Linked DNA regions of Homo sapiens: region 1 is linked to region 2. The links are chromatin contacts, found by Hi-C or POLR2A ChIA-PET in ENCODE. All regions are on one chromosome and are shown on one strand. Each heading gives the region's core, a stretch centred on a gene start or an enhancer-like site at or near the end of the contact. The rest is flanking DNA. Distances are from core to core; before and after follow the strand shown. Region 1 holds the start of RASSF10-DT (RASSF10 divergent transcript). Region 2 holds the start of TEAD1 (TEA domain transcription factor 1).

The links. A loop is a pair of places that touch in the nucleus more often than their neighbours do. ChIA-PET counts read pairs that join two places held with the same protein, here RNA polymerase II (POLR2A). Pooled maps may share reads with other maps.
Region 1: a pooled map shows a loop between it and region 2 (2.4-fold over the local background). The contact joins the promoter of RASSF10-DT here to the promoter of TEAD1 in region 2. A Hi-C loop is called at or near these places in 1 of 37 single-sample maps with no recorded cell type and 3 of 50 pooled maps. POLR2A ChIA-PET finds 5 or more read pairs at or near these places in 1 of 52 experiments (Panc1).

What each region holds. Positions count from the first base shown.
Region 1 is chr11:13,004,404-13,011,233 of GRCh38, reverse strand. It overlaps RASSF10-DT (RASSF10 divergent transcript), which reads left to right and starts at 2,118. Exons shown (of 4, transcript NR_187419.1): 1 at 2,118-2,607. RASSF10 (Ras association domain family member 10) reads right to left here and starts at 1,918. Exons shown (of 1, transcript NM_001080521.3): 1 at 1-1,918. The coding sequence starts at 1,657. The coding sequence ends at 134.
Region 2 is chr11:12,671,587-12,678,117 of GRCh38, reverse strand. It overlaps TEAD1 (TEA domain transcription factor 1), which reads right to left and starts at 3,697. Exons shown (of 13, transcript NM_021961.6): 1 at 3,284-3,697; 2 at 2,557-2,709. RefSeq lists enhancers at 479-1,058, 1,242-2,055, 2,056-2,870 and a silencer at 3,706-4,005.

The DNA.
Region 1 (6,830 bases), core at 869-3,368, 330 kb before region 2:
AGAGCGCTGCTGCCCAGCCGGAGCTCTGGGCTCGCAACAGCCTGGTTTCAAGTCCGCGAGCCGGCTGGCCCACTGCATTCTGCAAGAAAAAAGAATCCCCCTGTTCCCGCCCCCCGCCCCCCGCCCCCCACCCCTACACAAGGGATTCGCACATGGGCAAGGAGTCCGAGTCTTGGCTATGCATAGAGCTCAGTCCCGTATCCGAGTCTTCGTCGTTGCCAGGACCGCTCTTGGCCAGTCCACGGGCCTGGTCCACCCACATGTCGGCGCAGGCTTGAGGCCCAGGTTCCCGCGAGGGACTGCCAGAGCCAGGAGCCCCATCCGGTGCCACCGTCAGCTCCAAAGTGTGCAAAGTTTGCAGAAGGCCCTGTAGCTCGCGCTTCTTGCTGTCCCATTGCTGCTGGCTGTAATCCAAGTCCGACTTGACGGCCTCTAGGTCCGTGTTGAGCCGCAGCCCAATGTAAAGGCTGGTACTGAGCTGCGTCCTGACCCGTTCCTGCTCCAGCAGCAGCTCGCCGTCGGGGCCACCGTCGGGCTCCAGGGGCTCCTCCCGCGCCGCCAGCTCCTCCTGGCGCCGTCGCATCCACCTCTGGTTGAGTTCCTCCTGAATCTCGGCTGAAAGGCGCTCCAGCAACTCCTCCTGCTGAACCCGTTGCTCCTGAAGCCGCAGCAAGTCGTCGCAGCGCCGGGCCAGCTCCTCCAGCGCCGCCGCCTGCGCCTCGCCGGCTAGAGGGGGCGCCGCCGCCGCCTCCTCCGCCTCCGCCGCCACCTCTTCTGGCTCCTCTCCCGGTCTGGACCCGTCGAGCTCGATGCCTGCCCCAACCAAGTAAGTGTCCTGCACGTAGTTGACCCCGTGACGCCGCATGCGGTCCAGGTGCACCTTGGCCTCGTAGTGATCGATCTCGCGGTCCAGCTCGTGGAGCCGCTGCACCTGCTGGCGAATTGTGTGGTCCTGGGAAAGCACCAGATGCACCAGCGTCTCCATGCGCTCCACCGACGCGCTCTCGTGGGTCCGCGGCGACGAAGAGCAGGACGAGGCAGTGGACGACGAAGTGGACGAACAGGACGACGGTGTCTGCTGCTGGCGCCGCCGGTTGAGCTTGGCCAGTTTGCGAAAGGCCTTGCGCACCACTCGCCGCTGTTTCTCCTGGGTCATGGCCAGGCTGGGCCGCGCCGGGGCCCCGCGGGCCGGACAGGGGCGCTCTCGGCTCAGCACTACGCGCGCCTCGGCGCTGCGGGGGCCGGCGTTAGGCAGCGATGCCTCGCTGCGCACTAGCACGAAGCGCACATTCTCTTGCTCTTCGCCCCAGGCAGCCCAGAGGCGCAAGATGCGCGTCTTGTTGGGGAGGATGCGCTCAAAGCCGCGCCACTTCTCCACGATGCAATAGCACTGCGGGGGCCCGCACAGCATGCCCTGCGGCAGCGCCTCGTCGTCGTCCTCGTCGTCCTCGTTCGGGGGTTCGGGCAGCTCTCCCGGGCCATGCGGGTCGCCGGCCGACCCCAGCCGCCGGCTCCGCCGCTGTCTCCGTCGCCGCCGGCAGCCGTCCTCCAAAAGCACTCGCACAACGTCGGAGCAAGTGGTGCGGCGGGAGAGGCCGGACACCAGCTTCTCTTCCTGGCAGATCCACACCGATATCTTCTTTTCCGAAGGATCCATGGCGCAACCAGGGCGCAGGTGGCAGGTCCGGCCGGGGTCTGCTGGGGCGGCGAGGACAGCAAGGGCAGCCCAGTAGCTCTGGGATGGGAGAGGAGCCCGTGCCCCCCTCCGGCGGCTGCACTAGCCCTGTTCCCCCGCTGCGCACCGAAGGCAGGCTGGAAAGCGACTGCGGCTGTGGTCGCGGTTGCGGCTGCGCTCTGCCCGGACGACGGGCGCTCCCGGGGCAACGCGCCCAGGACCGGCTCCCGCCGCTCTGGCTCTGCCCAAGGTGCCCGGGACCTCCGGGTTTTGCTCCTCCCCACGTGGCTCCACCCCTTCCCGCCCCCAAGGCCCAGAGCTGTGGCTGGAAGTGCAGGAGGCTCAGGGCCCAGGCCCGCCCCTCGCAGCCTTGCCGCGCCCCGTGCGCCCTGTCCGCCCCTCGCTCGCATTGCAGGCATCCTGAGTCTCGGCCCTTTTCGCCAAATCGCTGCTCTGCCGCGCGCCTACGCAAGGAAAGATTCAAGGGTCCCTCCACTTCAGGGAGTGGAGCCCGCGCCTCGGCACGGATCAGCTGTGCGTCTCCTTTGGCCTACTGGCTCCTCTGCTTGTGTCTATAGCTAGCTGGACGCATCGTGACTTTATCTTCTCATCTTTCCTGGCGCCCCCAGACGCATTTCCTGGTCCCTCGAGGCAGCGGCGTCTGGGGAGTGCACTTTGCACAGACAGGGAAACCGAGGCACTCAGCGGTCTCCAATGGAGACGCTGTAATCGCATTCCACGACCAGCTAGCGCTATAAGCGCTGCCTCTAAAGCGGAAGGCCTCCCAGTCCTTCTCGACAGGAAGCAATATTTGCATATCTAAGGAGAACAAGATTCGGCAATGTGCTCCGGGAGCAAGTGCAGGCATGGAACGGTATGGGCTGGAGGGGGACAGACCTTCAGAGGCGGCTGCCCGTTCCCTGTAGTGTCACGTAAGTGGGTCTCCACGTCACCTTCACCTCAGCTTCCCACAGCCTTTTTGGGAGAGGGGCTCCTCATTCTAGTGGGAGTTCAGGGCCCAGACCCAAGTCACAAGCTATTTTTATGCTTTCCACCTCCATAAGGGGAAACTGTGAAGGCTTCTGGCATTTTCTAATATTCAGATGTGGTCCAGAAGAGATAACAGCCAAGCTTTACAGTGCAAGAAACCCAAGGCCACAATGCAAATGAACTTGTTTCATCCTTAACTGCTGATGAGGATGGTCCACTGAGTGCAAGGTTTGCCCTGAACTTGTCCTTGTGAGCACAGGTGTAATAATAAGCTCACTCCCTTTCTTCAAGACCTTAGATGGCTCCCCATTGCCTCTTGGCTAAAGCACTTTTGTTCATTCAATGATTCACTCAGCAAATATTTATTGAGTACCTCTCTGCTCCAGGTCCTACGCTAGGGATTTGACAATGAACTAATCGCCAGTTCTGGCTTGCAAAGAGTTCACAGTCTAGTGGGAGGGCACAGCCAAGTAAACATTCCCAACACAATGTCCTGTGTCCTCTGATAAGGGAGAGCATGAGGTTCTGGGGGACCCTGGAGTGGCATCCAACCCATCTTGGAGGGGCAAGGAAGGCTTTCCCTAGAAGAGGTGTGTTAGACAAGACCCAAAGGACCATTAGAGTCTGCCAAAAGGAAAGCAGATGGAGGGGAGGGACAAGCAGCATTCTAGAAGGGATTGTAGTGCAGTCAGGAATCAAGAGCATGTTAGTTATGGGGGCTGTCAGGAATTTGAGAGGAGTGCCTAAAACTGAAGTTGGATAATTGAACAGGAATGGGATCAGGAAGGGCCTTTAATTCCATGCTTATGTATTTGGATTTATCTTAAAGACAATGAGAACCCATAGAGTGCAAATCTGGAGTCAGAACAGCCAAGTAAAAATTTCAGCACCACGTACTAGCTCTATAACCTTAGGAAAAGTATTAATCTCTCTGAGCTTCAGTTTCCTGGTCTGTGAAATGGTGATAATAAAAATACCTCCCTAATGGAACTGGTGTAGCGATTAACTGCCTGGGCCTGGTAAATCCCCAGTAGTTTTATTGGGGGGTTGGAAAGGTCGGAGGTATATTAGTTTTCTATTGTTATGTAACAAATTATCACAAACTTAGTGACTTAAAACAACACCCATCTATTACTTCACTGTTCTGTAGATCACAAGTCCAACTTGGCATGGCTGCTGCATACTTTGCTCAGGATGTCCGAGGCAAAAGGCAAGGTATAGGCTGGTTCAAGTTCCTGTCTGAAGGCTCTGGGGGAATACCCAATTCCAAATCCATTCAGGTTGTTTGCATGATCTGGTTCCTCTCAGTTGTAGGTCTGAGGTCCCCATTCTTTTGTTGGCTGTCCTCCAGGGTCACTCTCAGCTCCTACAGAACTCTCTCAGATCCTTTCTGTAGGATATCCACCCCCCTCCCTGCAACTTTAAAGTCAGCAACCACATGTCAAATCCATCCAGTCCTCCTTTGCTTCTAATCAATCTACCATCCTCTTCTGCCACTAGCTAGAGAAAACTCTGCTTTTAAAGTGCTTGATTAGTCAAACCTACCTGGATAATTTCTCTGTCTTAAGGTTGACTGATTAGTAACCTTAACTATATCTGAAAAACCCCTTTTGCTGTGTACTGTAATATAATCACCAAAGTAGCCCCCAGGAAGATGGAGATTATGGGGCTGTCTTAGAATTCTGCCTACCATAGGGCATAACATGAACAGATTTTGATTTTTTAAAGATCCCTCTGTTTGCATTGAGGACAATGGGTGGGGGTGGGGGATGACAGGCAAGAAAGCCTTTTAGAAGACTATCTCGTTCATTCAAGGAAGAGATGATGACCTATACTGAGAATAGTGGCGGTGAGAAGACTGGACACAATTGAGAGCTATCAAGGAGGCAGGAGAGGCAGGACTTGGTGATAGATTGACGAGAGATTTCCTTCTCCCTAGAATGGTGTCAAAGGTCTCTTGCAATCTGGACCAGCCCACTTCTCCAGCTTCTCACTTACATGTGGGCTATCCCTTCTTCCTTTCCTCTCACACAGGATTGCTAGAGCTTTGTAGTCAGCTGCCATCCCTGCTGGATTCTAAGCTCCACAAGGGTAGGGATCATGTCTGTTTTGCTCACTTTTGAATCCTTTACATTTAGTGCAATCCCTGACACATTCTAGGTTTACTCAGTATCTGTTGAATAAATTAATGAATCCATGAAGGAATCCTACATTTTAGCAATCCAATACCTCATCCATCCAGAAGAACTCCTGCATCTTGATGTATCCACACTTTTGTACATGCTTTTCCCACTAATTGAGATTCCTCTTAAACAACTGGAGAACTTCTACTCACTCTTCAGAAGCTCAGGTAAATGTCACCTGCTCTGGGAGTCCTTTCTTTCCTCCTCCAGAAAGAACTGGTTCCCCGCTCTTCTTCTGCGTCTATTAATGTGGAGGTTACATTGTGCTGTGATGCGTTTTTTATGTCTGTTTACTCCCACAAGAATAGAGCTTTTCAAAAGAGAAGATTGTCTCTGTCCTATTTGCAGTTTAGTCCTCAGTGCCTAGGGTGCCTGGCACATGGCAGGTTCTCCATCTTCCCGTATGTTTTAAGGAACACTCAGATGAATAATGTCTAAGATATTGTGCTACCCTCAAGATAACTTATTTCTAGAAGCAGACAAATACATGGAATCCCTGTTGTAGTAATGATATATATGAAATTCCTGCTGGACTAATTAAAGGGTAGAATGATTGTATGGGTGCTAGGAAGGATGCAGAAGGCAGGCTTCAATAATTGGGGAGGAGGGGTTGAGGGCATTCTTGGTGGGAGAAAATACTTGAGTTAAAATGCTGAAATGAGTATGCATGTGGTCATGTACTGGTGTTTCAGAGTGTGTGTTTTGGAGTCACCCTGCCTCATTTCAAATACCAGCTATAAGCTTTCCAACCCTCAATCTTCTTACGAGGAAAAAAGTATAATATTGGAACCTGCTTTATAGAGTTGTCATTACATGAAATGAAATAATGCACAATATATAAAAGATCTAGTGCAGTGACTGGCACATAAAACATGCTCAATAAAACACAGCTAGTGTTGTCAAGAAATTGTATTAAGTACCTACTGCATGCTATGTCCTGGGCTATGTGTTGAGGATCCATGAATGAACTGGACAGACATGGTCCCTGACCTTAGAGATGTCACAGCCAGGATTAGTGTGGTTTAGCAGTGGATTTCTTAAGTTAGGCTAGGCTGTAGTAACAAACAGGGCCAAACTTGTATAATGGCTCAAACATCACAAAGATTTATTTTTCACTCAGATAATAGTCAAAAGAAGATGTCCTGGTTGGGAGGTGGCCTTATTCCTGGTTCCTTCCATCTCGTGACTCCAAAATCCTCTAGACTTCGTCATCATGTATATAAGCCAGAGGAAGAGGAGAGAGTATGGAGGGGCACACCCTCTTCTTTAAGGCATTGGCTGAAAATTGAGCTCATATCCCGTTGGCTAGAACCCAGTCACGGCCACTAGTAATGGCAAGGAGGCTAGGAACTGCAATGAGTATCTCAGAAGAGGAAATGGGTTTTCATGAACAGCTAGCTGCCTGCCATAAAAATATTTATTTGAAAAATGAGACAAGAGGCATAGAAAGAAGTTCCAAAAGTGTAGGAATTGCAAACTGGTGGTCCACCAGCCAAATCTTGCTGCCTTAGACAGAATATACTCTCTGTTTAGCCACAAAAACAACACTCTATTTCACATATGACCCAATTCACATACATTCATAACTCACCTGAGCCCTGTAATCATTTGAGTTGTGACTCTTGCTTCCATACATCCTCCTAGGGTTATCTCATTCACTCCCAGGGATTTTATACAATTGATATGCCATGGCTTCCACATCTATTCCAGAATTATCCAAATATGCATATCCAGCAGCTTGCTGGGTAGCTCCACTTGAATATCTGCCAAACATCCAAACCTTTGTCAAACAGATGAAGTTGAACCCATTATTTCTCCGAAAGCCTGTTCTGCCTCTTGTAATATCTATTTCAGAAAATGGTCCCATCATTCACCAAGCAAGACCTGAAACTTGAGGATCACCGTTTTTCATCACCATCTACTTCCTTTCCCCACAGGATGTTGAAGTTCTGTGAGGGCAGAGGGTTTTGCATGCTTTTTTT
Region 2 (6,531 bases), core at 2,448-4,947:
TTCGACCTCTAAACACAGCTTTCATATTTATTTATTTTCCCTTTCACAATCTCTCTACTGGGTACAAGTGCCTAAAATGGAGCTTAAAAGTGTTATCCACCTACTGTCTGTATGTGAATATGGTCATTTTTAAGTCCACCAGATCATACATACAGTTATTTGCACCAACCTTGAGTGATAAGACACAATTTTCATTTGCAGGCAGCATAATTATGCTCACAATTAACACATAACACATGAGATTAGAGAGAAAAGTAATCCCACAAATGCCCAGGCTCTTGTATGACCACCACGTATGAGAGATCAATCCATTTCTGAAGCAACCAACCTTAAAATATTGTTAATGTCACAGCTCATTTCTTCAAAAGTCTATTTAATATTTGGGATCTACATGCTTTAAACTGTTCGTATTATATACTTTTCTGCTGAAAATGTAAGGACAAATATGATCTAAACACCGATGATAAAAGTATATTCTTCCCAAACGTTCCCGTTAAGAAATGCCCTCATAATTGTTGCTCTGTATTCTAAGAACCAACAAAACACAAAATTGTTTATAAACTGCTGAAGCTCAAGCAGGGAAAAAAACTCGAACATTTTTTTCCTTATGACTTATTTGTTCCTTTTTCTAAATAAAAGGGGACTCCAGTCTCCCAAGTGAGTATACTAATATATAATTCCTGCTGTATAAAGTAAGTGGGGGGAGAGAGGAAATGGGAAAGGGAGGAGGAAGCCGACTCCCCCCAGGCTGCCCTCCCAAACCCGCCCTTATGTGTAATTAGTTTGCTGCTGGGGCCTGGGCACACATTGTACCACAAGGCAAGGAAAAGCCTCTCAGTGAGAAATTCCTATCAGTCTGGCTCAAACTAAATTGGGATGTCCTCCCCCTTTAAATTAAATTTAATTAAGTATATGTCATGGTGAGTCCTGGTTTTTGTTTTGGGAAAAGAAAAGAAAAAAAACCCTCCAACCCTCCAATAATCTCTCTCAGGCATGTTCCCCGCAGTTCATTACTTTATAAAGGATCACACAGAGGAGGAATTTACAGATTCTTCCCTATAATTTTCTTTACCCATATTGTCAAAGCAAAGTGTCATACTGGTTTTGTTTCAAGCTCGTTTTTAAAAAAAAAAGTTCTAATATTCCCCTAAAACTGCAGATCAAATAATATTTACCATTAAAGTAAAAATAAAATAGTCTACCTTGGCATTTTGATACCATCAGCAAGAACCCGTAATGGATATAGCTTATCATCAGTTCATTTTTTATACCAACAATAAATAAAAGAATTGTTAACTGTTTAAAACCTGAAACCTGAGAGTTCAACATAGAGTTGCACAAAGAAACACTAAAGAAAAATATCTGTGACCATTTATGGAAACAGTGAGATTAGAAAAATAAGCCTTTCCCCAAAAATTCAACAATTCAAAACCTCACTACTGACAAAAGGTTCAACGAATCCATTTGTCTTTCCTGAGTCACTTTGTAATTAGTTCTACTATTTCCTTCTAAAGAGGAAAAGATTCCTAAGGAAGTTGGATTTAAGTCTAGTCCTTGTAAGCATTCAGATATGCTTGGACCCGAAGACCCTGCTGTTTACAGAAGCGGGGCACAAACCCAACAGTGAAAGGGTGAAGCACCGGGCGTAGCCTGAAGACTGTTCCCCAATCTGTGCCTCAGAGAAGCCCCTATCCGTAGAAGACCAGCAAGATTCACTGCAGCCTGCAGAGAAAGGAGCCCACTCCCGGCTGTGACTACACAGTGGATCACATCTCCCTGAAGGGAGGGATATGTCTACTCAGGTAACCATTGCAGGCAACCAGCGCACCCCAAGCCATCAGACCACCTGAACTTCCAAAAACAACCAAGGTGGAAAGCGGGGAGAAAGAAATCTGTGGTTGTTGTGAACTGATAAGGTTCTGCTCCTTTGCAATACGTGTAGTGTTTTTAGTATTTCTTTTTACTATTTTGAAATGTGGCAGGCTTAACAGACCTTTCTATCCCAAGACCTGGGCTCCTTCCAACGCACTGTTTTTAAACATGGCCTTTTTACATTCCCTGCTCCTGGAACATCATCTGTCTCTAAGTTTCCAGGGCTCACTGAGGTCAATTTTCATTTCTGCAAATCACAGGAAGCCACTTGCTTCTAAGAAGTTAACAAGCCTCCTGAGAAACGCTGGTGGCTGGTATTTCATTGTTTCATAAATATTTTTATATAGTGACACTATCCAACTTTAAATAAATCTTTTAAAAAAGGCAATTTAAAAGCAAAGAAAATTCTGATCTGGATTTCATTTATTTTCATGAGAGGGGAGGTGTGAGTCCTCATTGTTTTCGACTCATTAAAAATATTGCTTTGATTTTTTAAAAATACAAAAGTTATTTTTTTAAAAAGAAGAAAAGTCACAGAAGTTAAACTTTCTTTAAAGCGGGACTCTGGACTTTTGAAAACAAGTGTTGCTGTTACGAACAAAGACTAGAAGTGTACCCAGATTTTCTCCCCCCCGGGGATCATTTCTCTTCCAATCAACAAACAAATCCCCCAGTATTTCCTACCGAAAGGGAAGGGAAGTTTTCCAGGGAGAGTCTCCTCCTGGGTTTGGTGGTAACTGCGACTCAGTCTTTTTTGGACACAATGTTTCTGCTGACTCCTGAAAATTTTCCACTTGAATGTGCAATGAAGCGGCGGCGGCAGCGGCAGCAACAGTCCTGGAGAAGCGGCAAAGACGACCGTGCCCTTTTTCATCTTTGAGAAGAAGGAGCGAACCCCCCGCCAGCGGCACAAGTCTGCGCAGACCCGGGCCGGCCTCGGGGGTACCCGGCGCCGGGGGGCGGCGGCGAAAGCAGGGGGGTGCAGGCCGGCTCCGGGCTCCGAGGCGGCGGCTCTGCCCGCCCGCGCTCGCTCCGAACTTCTGGCTCCCCAGCGCACCCCGTCCAAGGCGCCCGAGGGTGTGTGCGTGTGTGCGCGTGCAGGCGGCGGGAGAGGGGGCGCGCGGGGGGCGCGGCGCGGCCGGCCGGGGGCCGCCTGTTGCCGCGCGGGCTCCCAGCGCGCGGCCCAACTTGGCGTCCTGGCAAGTCGCGCGGCGGCGCCCGGCCGCTCACCTCGGAGGGGGCGCGGGGAGGCGGGTGTGGGGGCCCGGCCGCGGCCCTCCGCGTGCCCGCCCGCCGTCGCACACAAAGCAGAGCCCGCAAAGAAAGAGCGGCCCGCGAGGGACGCGCCGCCGGCCCCCCGCTGCCCCGTGCGCCCCCCGCACCCCAGCATCCGCCCCGCGCGCCAACTTACCTCGGCCCAGGGAGCCACCGCAGCGCCCGGCGAGTCCGAGGCAAACTTCGGCGCCGCTTCCCCCGCCCTCTGCTCGGTGCCCGGCTCCCTCCCCGGCTCCCGGTCCCTGGGCCCGGCCACCCCACCCCTGCCTAGCACCGCTCCTGCCCCGGGGCCGGCTGGCGCGCTGGGCTGCTGCCCGCGCTCCGGGCAAAGGTGGAGGGGTGGGGGGGCGTCACTGCATGGCCTGTGCCTGGACGCGGCCGCCCCGGGCCCGGGCCCCGCCGCGCGGAATGGCCCGCAGGGTGGAAGCGAGTCTGCAAAGTGCTTGGTGGGCGCCCGCGGCGGGCGGCGGGGCCGCGGCGGCGGCAGCAGAGGCTCGGCTCGGCTCAGGCGGCGCGGCGCGGCGCGAGCGATGCTAAGAATGTTCGGAATGAGGACAGGAATGAAATGAACGCCAGGACCGAACTCGCTCCGGAGGGGTGGGGCCTCGGTGACGTCATGCGGCCTGCCGCCCGGGGCTGGAGGCGGGGCCTGCCGCCGCCGGTGACGTCATGGGGAATCGGGGCGGACCGGCGCGGCTGCTTCGCCGTTGGGGCGCGGGCTTTCGGCAGCTGGGCGGAGTCTCGCGCCCACGGGGGAGCGTGGCTCGCGCGGGAGCCGCCCTCCGTCTCCCGGCGCGGGCTCCGGGCTTTGTCCCGAGCCGGGGCGGGGCGGGGCGGGGCGGACGGGAGCTGCGCGGCTTGGAAGTCCCTGCGCTCGCGCGAAGAACTCTGGAAGCCTGGGTTTCTTCCAGGGGGCAGGCGCCGAGGCGGGAGTTGCGCGCGACGCGCCTACCGTGCCTCAGTTTCCCTAGTCCGGGACGCGGAAGCGCGGGTGACTGCGTTGAGTGCTCCCGGACTCGCGGAAGTCTGCAAGTGTAGGGTAGAGAAGTTGCCTTTCTGGTGATGCAGATTGTTGCTCTCGAGCGCGGTGGACGCCGTCTCCGGGCCAGATTCCCAGCCTGCCATTTCTTCTCTTCCCTTTCACTTTTATAAAAGTTCACAGCTCTCACTCAAGTCGAAATCTGTCTTACGGTTGGGAAAGGAAAACCTTTAGCTTAGCAAAGAAGGATAATTACAGAGTTCGTAATAAACCTGCCCTGCTAGCAAGGTCTTCTCCAAGTCAGTTAAAAAACTAAGTTCACTCATCTCTGCCGGTTGTACTTTTCAAAAGTAACTTCCTAAACTTTGAAATGCTGCATCCGGCGACTTTAAGTTAGCCCTTTCATTATTGAGAAACTTCATTTCATTATTAAAGGAATCATTTTAACCCTGCCATTGGAGGTAGTGACGCAAAAGTGACATAGACGCAGTCGGTAAATCAGAAAACGGGTAAAATCGACCCACTGGGGACAGAACCGTCTAAAGTTTCGGGTGATTGTTATAATTATTTAACAAACTGCAAAGCAGTTCCCGCACAGTGGACCTCATTCGTTCTAGGCACTTGGCTCTCTTTTCCAGCTGAGGCCTCAGGATTAAATAACAACATATTTTGTGCCCGAGGAATCCCTATATCCCTATATATGGGTAACTGAGGAGACTAGACTGTGACTGAGTGCAACACATTTCTACAAAACATAACTTTTACTAATACATTGTTTTCCTTTTTTTTAATTTTTTTTTTATTTTATTTTTGGAGACAGGATCTTGCTCTGTCACCTAGGCTAGAATGCAATGGTGCGATCTGGGCTCGCTGCAGCCTCGACTCCCTGGAATCAAGCCATCCTCCCTTTTCAGCCTCCCGAATAGCTGGAACTACAGGCACGCACCACCACGCCTAGCTAATTTCTAAAATTTTTTTGTAGAGATGCAGTTTCACCATGCTGCCCAGGCTGGTCTCAGACGCCCGGGCTCAAGCTGTCCTCCTGCCTCGGCTTCCTGAAGTGCTGGAATTACAAAAGTGAGCCACTGCACCCAGTCTTATTAATACATTTTTAATTTCAACTCTTGAAGTAATCGGAGTAACAGGCAGTTGTAAAAAATAATAATAAATCGTTTGTTCACTTTGCCCAGTTCTCCCCACTGGTAATGTCTTCCAAAACTCTAATACAGTATCACAATTGGGATATTGACATTGATACGATCCACCCATCTTATTCAGATTTCCTCAGTCTTACTTGTACGTATTCGTACGTGCCTGTGTTTAGGTCTATGCAATTTCCTGACTTGTGTAGGTACCACCACAGTCAAGTACAAGTGCATTTTATTTCTAATTCATAGGCAATGATAAGGTAATACAGTGAGGTTCACAATAATGAACCCAACCACCTTGGCACTGGTTTTTGGAAATGTGTTAGAAAACACATAATTAATTTGGCATTAAAACTGTACTAGGCATATCTCTCTCCAAATGTCATCTTCTAAAAGCACCAGATAAATTTCGATGGCAGTGCCAACCAGTTAGTAGGGTTTCTAAACCACTATTTGTTGGCCCAGTATACCTGGGCACCTTTCAGACTAGTTCCTGTCTTATAGCCACTTTGCAATACAATATCTCCCTCATTCCAGACTGAATTAAGGAAAAATTCCTTGGCCTGGAATCCAAAGTTCTTTATGACATGAGTGACTTTTTGACCAGTATTTTCTCCAACTTCTCCCGTGTGTAAATTTTTTGAGACTCACCTTAAAAACCTCTTCCTCCGGGAAGACTGCTAAACTAAATATTTCCTCTCTAGGACCCTTGAAGCTCCTTGCTCCAGATATGCTTCTTGTATTCTGTTAGTTACCAGCATATGTGTGTTATTGGTGTTATATTGGTGTTATATGGTGATGCCTACCTATCTGAGCCCCTGGAAAGTGGTCTGGGTCTCATGCAGCTAAGTATGCCCTGCCCAGGACATACAAATGGGAAGTGACTCTCATTGTCATCTCTCCACTCTTCCAAATGCTTTCACTCTCCTCAGCCACCTTGATCAATGCATAGGACCAGTGCATGGATTTAGGGCCCCAGCACCTAAGGGCAGGAACATTAAGTGCAACCCGCTAAAATGGCAGCAGATACCATATACTGCGTCCATGCTTAGCACTTGGCATTTTACATTTGCCATCTCAATTAGTTCTCACAGAACCTGTGTAAAGTAGTAATTAGTACCCCCAGTTTACACAAGGGAAAAACTGAGATGTTAGGGAGGCTATATAACTTGTCCATGGTCACATAGTCAGAACCTGAATTCCTTCCGACTCATGTTTATAACCTGTATTCATAACCCCTGACCTCTACTGTCACCA